Regions from separate parts of the Homo sapiens genome. Here all the other regions are linked to region 3. The links are chromatin contacts, found by Hi-C or POLR2A ChIA-PET in ENCODE. All regions are on one chromosome and are shown on one strand. Each heading gives the region's core, a stretch centred on a gene start or an enhancer-like site at or near the end of the contact. The rest is flanking DNA. Distances are from core to core; before and after follow the strand shown. Region 1 overlaps SPPL3 (signal peptide peptidase like 3). Region 2 overlaps SPPL3 (signal peptide peptidase like 3). Region 3 holds the start of COX6A1 (cytochrome c oxidase subunit 6A1).

What was found. Hi-C counts contacts between places; a loop is a spot of excess contacts on that map. ChIA-PET counts read pairs that join two places held with the same protein, here RNA polymerase II (POLR2A). Pooled maps may share reads with other maps.
Region 1: a pooled map shows a loop between it and region 3 (3-fold over the local background). The contact joins the enhancer-like site here to the promoter of COX6A1 in region 3. A Hi-C loop is called at or near these places in 1 of 50 pooled maps. POLR2A ChIA-PET finds 5 or more read pairs at or near these places in 2 of 52 experiments (AG04450 and endothelial cell of umbilical vein).
Region 2: a pooled map shows a loop between it and region 3 (2.4-fold over the local background). The contact joins the enhancer-like site here to the promoter of COX6A1 in region 3. A Hi-C loop is called at or near these places in 2 of 50 pooled maps. POLR2A ChIA-PET finds 5 or more read pairs at or near these places in 3 of 52 experiments (BJ, GM12878 and OCI-LY7).

Annotation. Positions count from the first base shown.
Region 1 is chr12:120,884,778-120,888,551 of GRCh38, reverse strand. All of the region lies in intron 1 of SPPL3 (signal peptide peptidase like 3), which reads left to right. Among named protein-coding and RNA genes, the nearest start is that of SPPL3, 18 kb to the left of the region's middle. Within about 2 kb of position 2,256, at least 5 of the 41 ENCODE cell types and tissues checked have a DNase peak (open chromatin) inside an H3K27ac peak, as active enhancers do.
Region 2 is chr12:120,847,658-120,851,443 of GRCh38, reverse strand. The region is part of intron 1 of SPPL3 (signal peptide peptidase like 3); the gene reads left to right. Among named protein-coding and RNA genes, the nearest start is that of SPPL3, 55 kb to the left of the region's middle. Within about 2 kb of position 1,468, at least 10 of the 41 ENCODE cell types and tissues checked have a DNase peak (open chromatin) inside an H3K27ac peak, as active enhancers do; they include OCI-LY7, where a contact is called at or near this core.
Region 3 is chr12:120,436,863-120,441,109 of GRCh38, reverse strand. It overlaps COX6A1 (cytochrome c oxidase subunit 6A1), which reads right to left and starts at 2,997. Exons shown (of 3, transcript NM_004373.4): 1 at 2,881-2,997; 2 at 2,589-2,731; 3 at 380-656. The coding sequence starts at 2,983. The coding sequence ends at 573. It also overlaps the pseudogene LOC124903126. RefSeq lists enhancers at 2,303-2,824, 2,751-2,960.

The DNA.
Region 1 (3,774 bases), core at 1,007-3,506, 450 kb before region 3:
GCTGCTTGCACTTAGCACAGTGTTTTTAAGGCTCATCCATGTTGTAGCATGTGTCAATGCTTCATTCTCTTTATTGCCAAATAATTTTCCTTTTTTATACCACATTCAGCTTATGCACTCATTAGTTGACAGGCATTTGGGTAGTTTCCGCATTTTGGCTGCTATGAATAATGTGGGGCCAGGTGTGGTGGCTCATGCCTGTAATCCCAGCACTTTGAAAGGCTGAGGCAGGTGGATCACCTGAGATTAGGAGTTCGAGACCAGCCTGGCCAACGTGGTGAAACCCTGTCTCTACTAAAAATACGAAAATTAGCTGGGCGTGGTGGTGGACGCCTGTAATCCCAGCTACTCAGGAGGCTGAGGTAGGAGAATCACTTGAACGCAAGAGGCAGAGGTTGCAGTGAGCAGAGATGGTGCCACTGCACTCCAGCCTGGGCAACAGAGCAAGACTCTGTCTAAAAAAACCAAAAATAGTAATAGTTATGCGATGAACATTTGTATACAAGTTTTTGTGCAGATGTATGTTTTTATTTCTCTTGGGTGAATACTTTGGAGTAAAGTTGCTGGCTCATAGTTTCTGTTTTTAACATTTTGATAAACTGCCAAACAGCTTTCCAAAACGGCTGCACCATTTTACATTACCACCAGCAATGTGTGAGATTCTAATTTCTCCACGTCTTCACCAACACTTGTTATTGTCTTTTAAATTATAGCTATCCTAGTGAGTGTAAAGTCATATCTCATTGTGGTTTTATTTGTGTAGTGTTTATATTTAATTAAGGGTTTGTAGAGGAAAAAAGCAGTAGTTTAAAATGTTAGGTCTGATTGTTTTTAGAAGTGTACTACCAAAGTTGAACCTCTGTTTTAGTCAACTAAAAATCTTGTGTCAAGAACAAAAATTTAGTACACCTTTGGTTCACAGATTTTTCTTCAGGCTACTTCTTATTTCTTTTGCGTGCTGGAATAATTTAGAAAGAAATTAGCCTCAGATAATTGTTAAACTAGTTTCTTCCCTTTGGTTAAGTGATTAACCGAATTACTCTGGCAACCTGCTGCATCATCAGTAAGCTTGGGACTAGGAGTGGTTTCATGACTGAAGGTTTGGTGGGTGGAAGTGGCGGTGAGGGGTGCCTTGATGTGTCAGTTCTTTGCCAGGAGGATAATCACTGGAGGAGTTAGTTGTAAAATACTACCTTTTCTAGAGCTGCACTGCCCAATAGAAGTATAATATATGGTATATATGTAATGTAAAGTTTTCTGGTAGCCACATTAAAAAGTTTTTTTAAAAAGGTGATACTAATTTACATAAAAATACTTATTTCACGCCTGTAATCCCAGCACTTTGAGAGGCCGAGATGGGTGGATCATGAGGTCAGGAGTTCGAGACCAGCCTGGCCAGTATGGTGAAACCCCATCTCTACTAAAAATACAAAAATTAGCCGGGCGTGATGGTGGGAGGCTGAGGCACAAGAATTGCTTGAACCTGGGAGGCAGAGGTTGCAGTGAGCCGAGATCGTGCCACTGCATTCCAGCCTGGGTGACAGGGTAATTCTGTCTCAAAAAAAAAAAAATTATTATATCACTGATGGTATGTAATCAATATACAAATTAATGAGACATTTTAACTTTTTTTAGTACAAGATCTTCTCAATTCAGACTAGCCACATTTCAAGTGCTCAGTAGCTACATGTGGCTAGCAGCTCCCATATTGAACAGTGCGGTTCCAGAGGTGGTAAATACTTATGATCTAGATTTTTGCTCACATGTATGATCTGTGTGTCTTTAGGAAAAACAGATGAGTGTGTGATCAGTCTGTATTTCTAGTTCTTTAGTTTTATATTGTTACTGCCGGGTTTTCTTTCAGTGGGGAAGAGGGTGTTTAGAGGGTTTCAGAGAGGAAGCTCCTCATAGCTCAGATTTTTGGTTGCGAGCAGTTAAATTCACAGGAGGAAGAAAATTGCCTCCCTCCTCATTAGAGATGTACCAGATTCTATAGTTCTCAGCAAGTAAATCTGTTGGAACTGTTATCGTTTGGTCCTTGTTCTGATGGTTATAGGTGTTCAAGGTCTGCTTTGGCCTGTTGTGTATCAGTTATATACCACTTGTACTGCCTAACCACACAGCTCACTTGGTTAGACAGAGTAAGGTTGTGAATTTGATCTCTGTGTTTAATGAATGACTTTATGCCTTTTGGGGCTCTGCTATAGTAACTAAAATAGAATAAACCACATCCTTTTTCATCAGAAGTTTATAGTGTTAGAGACTGGGTGTCAAATGCCAGCAGATGTAATTAAGACAATTTAGAGACAAGGAGATTTCAGAGTGGGCTGTTGTATAGATTGTGTCTCCTAGTCAGTCAGTTGATTACTAGAAGGACTGAATTTGGAAAAAAAAATTTTTTTTTTTTTTGGCCGGGCGTGGTGGCTCACGCCTGTAATCCCAGCACTTGGGGAGGCTGAGACAGGCAGATCACCTGAGGTCATGAGTTCGAGACCAGCCTGACCAACATGGACAGGTTAAAAATACAAAATTAGCTGGGCATGGTGGCACATGCCTGTAATCCCAGCTACTCAGGAGTGTGAGGCAGGAGAATTGCTTGAACCCAGGAGGTGGAGGTTGCGGTGAGCTGAAATCGCGCCATTGCACTCCAGCCTGGGCAACAAGAGCAAAACTCTGTCTCAAAAAAAAAAAAAAAAAAAAAAGTTTTAATGTTTGAATGACTTTACTCACAGCTTACATTTTCTAATTTGGCTGAGTCCCCATCACTTTCTGTTTACTGTACACTGAATCTCTACCTCACTCATTTATGCTGTTTACCTAGCTCCTGGAGGCAATTGAGTTGTGATCCCTTAGTAACCATAGTTGTAGGTCATTGCCTCAAGGATGGTTGAAGATAGGGATAGCTGATCAGTGCTCCAGTGACAGAGGATTAAAAAAACAACTTTTTATGGGCACTTGCATGTTTAGATACAAATACTTTAACAGGATTTGACCATTGCATTATTACTGACTATTAGATGCCTTAAGGACATGTAGTTATTCTAAGTGGTACTCACATGCTTTTGAGTTGGAGTCCATAAATGGTATTCTGACCAAGAGAACAACGATCATGACTTAATTTACATGCTATACCCTGGCATTTGTGATAATATGGACCCAGGGCCCATTTGTGAGTTCACTGATTTGTTTGAATTTGAAGGCCATGTGAAATACTTATGTGTTGTAGGTCCCGTGCACAATTATGGAATTAAAGAACACCGTAAGTGGTACTATCTTTTTAATCAGTTTATTTGGTGGTTCTGTTGAGTTTTTGTATACATTATTATTTTGATAATTTCCAAATATTTTATACTTTGACACTTGTTCATTAGCTTCATTTTTGAAATGTGTCTGAAAGCCTTAGCCTTACTAAGAAAGAAATGTCTTTTAGTTGAGTTTGAAATGCTTTGATTTGTTGGTATTACAAAGTATTAATATAAGGGTTTTTTTGTTTGTTCCCAACTGAGTGCAGTCTGCAGTGATTAAGCTCCAAATTAGTTGGACCAGTAGGGGCGGAATTGGAAGCCTTACTTACACTAAATAATGCCATTCCTTTAGGGGATAAAATCTGGTTTAGACCTCTTTGGTAACAAAACAAGACCTTAACTGAAGTTATTTCTAGTATCTATTTATTGAATAGGTGTGACTTGTCACCCACTTCACACACCATTGTTACCTTTCTGAAAGCCAAAAAAAAAAAAAAACCCAAAAAAAAAACCCAAAAAAACTCTAGCC
Region 2 (3,786 bases), core at 219-2,718, 410 kb before region 3:
AATGACTGAGATTTTAAGGGAGCCATGACCTGAGAACATTTGAGGAATCTCTGATGTGGGCTACTTTTTTTGGTAGATTGCAGTTTGGACTATGAGTATGATTTTAAAAAAAAACTGTATGAGAAAATGAGAGGCCAAAGGCCAGTGATTTACAGGCAGCCTGGTGGAGGAGAAGTGGTATGTGCTGCTGCTACATGGTCTCTAGGGCCATATGCTCTAGTTTGAGTTCTAGTTTTTTGACTATATCACTGTGGCTAAGCAATGAAGTTTCTAGACTCGCGTTCTCATTCATTAGGAATGATAACACCTGGTAAGTATCTAAACGAGATACTGTAGGTAAGTATACTTCATAGAATTTTAAATCTGGTAATTGTGTGGTAGGCTGAATAATGACCCCTAAAACATGTCCATGTCCTAATCTCTAGAACCTATGAATATAGGAAAGGAGACTTTGCAGATGGCATCAAATTAATATTTTTGAGATGAGATTATCCTGGATTATCTGTGTTGGCCCAATATAATCACACAGGTCCTTGGAAGAGGTGGGCACACCAGAGTGAGTGGTAGCAGATTTGACGATGGAAACAAGAGGTTGTAGTGATCGATGAAGGGAATGTGAGCCAAGGAATGCAGGTGGTCCTCTAGAAGATGAAAAAGGCAAGGACACATTCTTCCCTCAGAGCCCTCACAGGGAACCAGCCCTATAAAACCGATGTCAGATTCATGACCTCCGCAACTATGAGAATAAGCTTGTGTAAAGTCAGTATTTGTGGTAATTTCTACAGCAGCAGTAGGAAACTAATATAGGATGTTACTCACATTTAAAAAGGGAAAGTGTTTGAAAAACCCTAACGTCCACTGTCAAAAAACCTAACATTCTTTCATTCTTTTTCACAGTATGAAATCCAGAATAGCAGCATTTGGCTTTTGTTTTTTTTTTTTTTTTTTTTTAAAGGCTGGTCTCACTATGTTGTCCAGGCTGGTCTTGAACTCTTGGGCTCAAGCAGTCCTCCCACCTCAGCCTCCCAAGTAGCTGTGCATTCATTTGGCCTTTTAGACTTCCTTACAATGCGGCATAAACTTCTGTGGTGTAGACATGTTGAGATTTACTTTGGCCTTAACAGATGGCTCTAGAGACTTTGAGGAAGTATTTAGATTTGAAAGGGGCAACAGAGAGGACTCATAAACCTCTGGAACATCTAAGATGTGTGTCTCTGGAAAGCCTAATTTTATGGGAAGGGTTTTTGGAACTGAGTTCCCTTGGCAGCCCCTAGAGTTACCTTTTACCAACCATCCATTATATTTCTAAATCTAGCTGGTCCAACAAGTTGCTTTAGAACAGTTTCTCCAAGCCTAATGTGTTTTATATTTGCACTCCAGAGGGTAGTATTTCAGAGCCTCTCAGGTGCAAACTTGGGGTTTTCCATGGCCGGGTGACTCAGCTGAGGAAAACTTCTGACCAGTGACTGCCTGTTTGTATCTACACACTCTGTTAGGAATGGTTATTTTTACTGAGTCCTTGTCAACATCCTGTCAATCCCAGATTTTCCAGTAGAAATACTTCACGCTAGAATTATGTCTTTATAAAGCAGCAGCTGTCACAAAGAAGTGGTAAGGCCTGAGGACATGAGAATTGTAGGGGGAGGGTATGTGTGAGAAGATCCAGAACCTGTAACCCAGAGTGGTTTTTAGGAGTCTCGGATAAATAGGATTTTCCTGGTCCCAAAAGGTAAAGACTACATGTATTGTGCACTAGTCAAGCTTCCTCATAGCTAACTAGCATGCCTGATAGAAGCTAGAAATTTTCTTGGACATATTTTCAGATGCCACGTGCAAAAATCACTTCGTACAGAGTATATATTGATCTGTTTTTTAGAGCTGTTTGGATTTTCTAAGTAAAATTCAAAGGAAATCTTCTCAACATGTCTACATTTTACCTGTATTTGCTATATCTTGGTAACCTTAGGCCATTGCTAGTATAGATAGATCATCCTGTTTCACTTGCCTCTGTGGTGGCTCATTAATCTATTCGTATCTACTTAAACAATAGAATGTCTTCAGAAATTGTGTTGCCAGTTGGCTACAACTTTGTAGAAGTTGGTATTGATTACCTGAAATTATTTTTTACCTTTAGAGTACTGATTTAGATGCTTGTTAGAGTTGAGCCCATCTCTAATAACTTTGTTAGAGGGAAAGAGAGTATCAGGTAAAGTTTAGGTTTAGTTTTACTTTTTATTATTATTGTTTTCTTTTGTTTTTTGTTTTCTTCCTCTGGTTTTAGAGGGAGGATCTCTGTTGCTCAGGCTGGAATGCAGGGGCGTTGATTATAGCTCACTGCAGCCTTAAATTCCTGGGCTCACGCAATCCTCCCATCTCAGCCTCCATGAGCATGTCTAAGAATATAGACATGTGCCACCATGCCCAGCTAATTTTTAAATTTTTTGTAGAGATGGATATTTACATAGTAATCAAGTTTGTATTACATCCTGGGCCTTGAAAGATGGCCAAAAAAAAAACCAAAATTGAGTGTTACACAAATCACCTGTAGCTTGCTCATTGATCATTAGTGTTATTACACTAAAGTGATAAAAAGTAATTTATGCACAAATTTTTAAGGCATTTTTGTCCTTACTATTTTCTTACACATTAGGTATAATGAGCTATGGTAAAAGAGCAGTAATTTAAAGCATCTGTGAGAAATCTAACCTTTCCTTTTGTAACCTTTTGGATTTAATTGTGATTTTTGAGAAATGGAACAATCAGTAGTAGTTATGAAAATTGTCAATTTGGCTTATGTTAAATATATAGATTAATTTATAAGTCCATCGAAAATATGCAGATGACTAAAATAATACAGCAATTCTAAAATAATACTTGTTAGATAGACTAGCACTTTCTGGGGTGTGGCGGGGGCAAGTAAGTTAAAGTAAATCCTTGCCATTCTGTTAATGATACCACTATTCTCAGTCATTAGATTGGACAAGAAATAGCAGTTTTGGTATTCCACCCTTCTTGGGCTCCCTGCCATGTTCAAGCACTTTAACTTGAGGTCTTAATTCTGTGATTGTGAGAATAACTCTAGACCCATGGTGTCCCTGTAGTCCTCAGTGCGATCTTATGGCTGTGGTTTGGCCTTTCTTCTGACTCCTTGAGATATATCCTGATCCTGTACATTAGAAAGTGGCTGTTGGAGAACAACACTGCAAATACAACTTTGCTTATAGTTGTATTTAGTTGCTTATAGAGCAACCTTGAGATTCTGTCAGGGCAGTGCTAGTGAATTTCCTCTCCCTTTAATAGATTCGGCTGCTGAGTTCATCAGAAGCTGGTAAGTAGTGCAGGTCAGAATCTGCTCTTACTTGTGCACATGCACCACCACCACCTTATCTCACACCAGTGTGATGAACAAGACTAGATTTTGTTTTAAGTTTTACATAATGCCTTACTTCCCTTTTTCTGTCACCAGACATTCAGCCACTTATAAAAATCACTCTCTCCCCAAACTTGTGATTATCTCCTTTCTCTCGGTAGTTAAAATGAGCACGGTTCAGATTCAATGTGGCATTTTGAAAGCCAGGGGACACACCCAGGGTGATTATGGTACTCAGGTACAGGAGAACAGAAAGACAGTTCTCTGCTATGGAATATTAATTATAAATATTAGCTCCCTTTTTACTAGATTCAAAGGCAGTTCAGTGGTTACTTTAAACCAAGGCCAGGTGTGGTGGCTCACACCTGTAATCCTAGCACTTTCGGAAGCCAAGGTGGGAGGGTCACTTGAGCTCA
Region 3 (4,247 bases), core at 1,748-4,247:
AGGATTTCATCATGTTGGCCCGGCTGATCTCCAACTCCTGACCTCAGGTGATCTGCCAGCCTCAGCCTCCCAAAGTGCTGGGATTACAGGCATGAGCCACCGCACCTGACCAAGGACTAATCTTGATGCTTAATTAGCACCACTCCACTTGGTCCCTTTATCCACATCAGGCACAATAAACCAAGAGGGGCTGTTATAAACACTTATTCAATGGGCTGAATTGGACCTGTAACACTAAACAGCAGCCTAGACCTTCACTGTGGAAACAGAAATAACTAATGCCAATTTCTTTTCAACTTGGACACTGACTTGAAGCTCAAATGCTAATTTCTGCGAAAAAACACAACCAAAGAAAGTAACTCTCAGCTCATGACCAATCTAAATTTAAGTTATTTATTTAAGCCATCTCCTGCCACAAGCAAAGGGATGGGAGACCAGTATACCAGTCATCATTTGATACAAGTAAAGAAGGTGAGCTTAAGGTCCCATATACTTTTTCTGGTCCATGTGCAGAGTAACGGTCCAAACCAGTGCTGTGGTCCCTGGTGCCCGGGTAGTGGTCCAGATTCTCTTTATTCATCTTCGTAGCCAGTTGGAAGTGGATTCACATGAGGGTTATGGAATAGAGTATGGTTACCATCTCCCCAGGGAAACGGCTGTGGAGTGAAGATGTCAGTTAGATAATTCCAGAAAATAATTTAGAAAGAACACCGTCATGAACTGCTTATAACGGGGTGACAGATCATATATAAAAACAAAATGGAAATTAGTCCTTTATCTACTGGTGTAGTTCAACCTTCCCATTATTTAAGGAGCTCTTATAACTACCAGGGGAGCCCTTAAAGTTATCCTGGCTACAGGACAGTTTTAATTCCAGAAACAAATATGGATGGCAGAAAATGCAAGCTCAAGTTAGTTACTCATCATCCTCTCCCTAGTAACTAGTATATCCAGTGCTGTGTTTATGAAAGTGTAATCCTCAAATCACCTATATCAAAATGGTGGCAGTATTAGGGGAGGGAGATGCTTAATTAAATGCAGATTTCTGGCACCATCCCAGACTTCAAACAATATCTGGGCTGGGAAACTGCAGCCCACCCTGAATTATCTTGCCTATTACCTTTGAAAAGCATTACTTTAGGGCAACGGTCTCCAACCCAGGGTGATTTTGCCCCTTCAGGGCACACTGGGTAGTATCGGGAGACACTGTGATGGGGGCGGGGGAGGGGGAAGCGGGAGTGGGGTTGCGCAGGTACTACTGCCACCTAGTGGGTACAGGCCAAGGATATGGCTAAACATTTCACAATGCACAAGATAGCCCCCCAACAAGAATTACCCAGCCCCAAATGTCAACAGTGCTGAGGCTGAGAAACCTTTACTGTTTGGCTTCTAATTGCATTGTACAAGGATGGGAGTGCCGCTCAAAGACTCAACAAATTCAAGAGTCTAGGTTAAGTTTCTACAAGGCCAGTCCTATATGGGCTAGGTGATGTAATAATAATAATAATAATAATAACTTTTTTCATCACTTCTCGGCCTTTTGGCTAAGATCAAGTATATTATTACTATTTTTTTTTGAGACGGAGTTTCACTCCTGTTGCCCAGGCTGCAGTGCAATGGCTGGATCTTGGCTCACTGCAACCTCCTCCTCCTGGGTTCAACCTCCTAGATTCTCCCACCGCAGCCTCCCGAGTAGCTGGGATTACAGGCGCCCGCCACCACGCCCGGCTACTTTTTGTACTTTTAGTAGAGATAGTGTTTCGCCATGTTGACGAGGCTGGTCTTGAACTCCTGACCTCCGGCGATCCACCCACCTTGGCCTCCCAAAGTGCTGGGATTACAGGCGTGAGCCACCGCGCATGGCCAGTATTGAAGAATCAGAATAAGCCCTTGTTAAAGATACAGCAAACAACAGAGGACACAACATTGTAATATATCTACATCAACAACCAATGATAAAACAGTCGAGAAAAGGTATTGGTGGGGAATAGAGAAAGCTGTCAGTCTCTTCATTATGCAACTAGTAGCTGCCAGATGCCCATGTTTTGTTGTTGCTGTTTTGTTTTGTTTTGAGACCAGAGTCTCGCTCTGTTGCCCAGGCCGGAGTGCAGTGGCACGATCTCAGCTCCCTGCAAACTCCGCCTCCTAGGTTCAAGGGATTCTCCTGCTTCAGCCTCCCATGTAGCTGCTGGGTTCGCTTACGCGAACCACCTTCAGACTTTGCCACTCTAATTGGATTTCCCAAACCTCCAGGCTTTACACAACGGACACCTGTTTCAGAACTGTCTCAGAAGTAAAAAAAAAAAAAAAAAAAAAAAAAAGAACTGTCTCAGAAGGCAGGAGGTAGGATGAATCGGAGAAAAGGGAAACTGAAGAGCACTTATTGTATGACCTTGAAGAAGAGAATTGAGACGTAATCCCAAGTGTCAGCTGTCCATCCACAAAATGGAAGAAAATACATTTTCTGTTTGTGAGGATAAACAAGCTGTACACGCCTGGCACCCATGCCTTCAGAGAATGAAGAACTTGCACTAAGGCACACATAACGAAAAGAGAACGGACGCTTGAAGAGATGTACAAGGGCGTACCTTGGTCCTGATGCGGAGATGGGGGTAGGCGATGAACTCGGGTCTCTCGTGCTCTCCGTGGTGCGACTTCAGGTACACATTCAGCATGCTGACTGCCACCCCGGGGAGCGCGACGAAGAAGGTGAGAGTCTTCCACATGCGAGCTGCGGAGAAGCCACAAACGTTCAGCGCCGGTATGGGGCGGGCCCGGGTCTCACTTTCCCTCCCGCAAGGCCTCGGGCCAAGGTCACAGTCCCTCCCTGTCTCGCCCGAGTGGGGCTGAGGCTCGACCCGTCGACCCCGGCCCCAGTACCTGAGCCCTCTTCGCCATGGGCGCCACTCGACATAGGCCGCCCCAGCTGTGGGCGGGACCGACCCAGCAGCCGAGAAACCGAGGACACACCAACTACCGCCATTTTTGATCTGGACTGCCGCAGCGCCGGAAGCGGAAGTGGAAAATTGGCTCTGGGGGCGGTACTACAACCTCCAAAGGAAGTTACTATTGGGCGCCGCCCTCCCACTGGCATTAACCTGAGCACTATCATCCGGGACGACGGAGTCCTTGTCAAAATCCTCGGCATCTCGGGCAAGAGAGAGCATGCGCTCTGCACCTCCCTTCAGGCTTTACCGTTTCCTTCGTGCGCATGCGTGTGCCCTCCGGTCTCCCTACCGTCCCCACCTGGGCGAGGCGGAAGCTCAAGAGAGGTTTGTGCAGGGTGCCCTGGTACCTGGAATCGCTCCCTTCGTTGGAGTCCATGGACGGGCATCTGGAGGTTCTGATCCCAGACCGCCCTATCTAAAATTCCGTTCCCCTTCCTCGCCATCCTCCGACTGCGTTTTCTCATAGCACATAACATTGCACCTTCGTCGTTATATTATTATTTTGTCTGTCTCCCCCACTAGAATATAAAGTCTGTGATACCAAGAGTTTGGCACTGCAGCATTCTCAGAATAATCTGGGAATGGTGTAATTTGGAATCATACCTGGCACATACCAGATACTTGATATAAATTTGCTGAATGAATGGATGAATGAATGAATAGCAACAGAAAGTATAAAGAGCACTGAAATTGGTGCCAGCAGACCTGGATCCTAATCCTGACTCAACAGTCTCATCTTTTTTTTTTTTTTTTTTTTTTTTTTTTTTGAGACGGAGTTTGACTCTTGTTGCTTAGGCTGGAGTGCAGCGGTGCAATCTTGGCTCACTGCAACCTCTGCATCCCAGGTTCAAGCAGTTCTACTGCCTCAGCCTCCTGAATAGCTGGGATTACAGGCACGCACCACCATGCCTGGCTAATTTTTTTTTTTGTACTTTGGTAGAGACAGGGTTTCACCATATTGGCCAGGATGGTCTCCATCTCCTGACCTTGTGATCCGCCTTCCTCGGCCTCCCAAAGTGCTGGGATTACAGGCGTGAGCCACTGTGCCCGGCCTTTTTTTTTTTTTTTTTTTTTTTTTTCAATAGGCCCCTTTGAGAATGTAATGAGGACCAGCGTGGTGGCTCATGGCTGTAATCCCAACACTTTGAGAGGCCGAGGCGGACAGATTGCTTGAGCTTGAGAGTTTGAGACCAGCCTGGGCAACAAAGCTTTTTTCTTTATTAGAAAAAAAAAGAATCTAATGAAAGCTTTGAACCCTTTCCTCTAAAGACACACCTATGTGTAAACACACAGTATAGC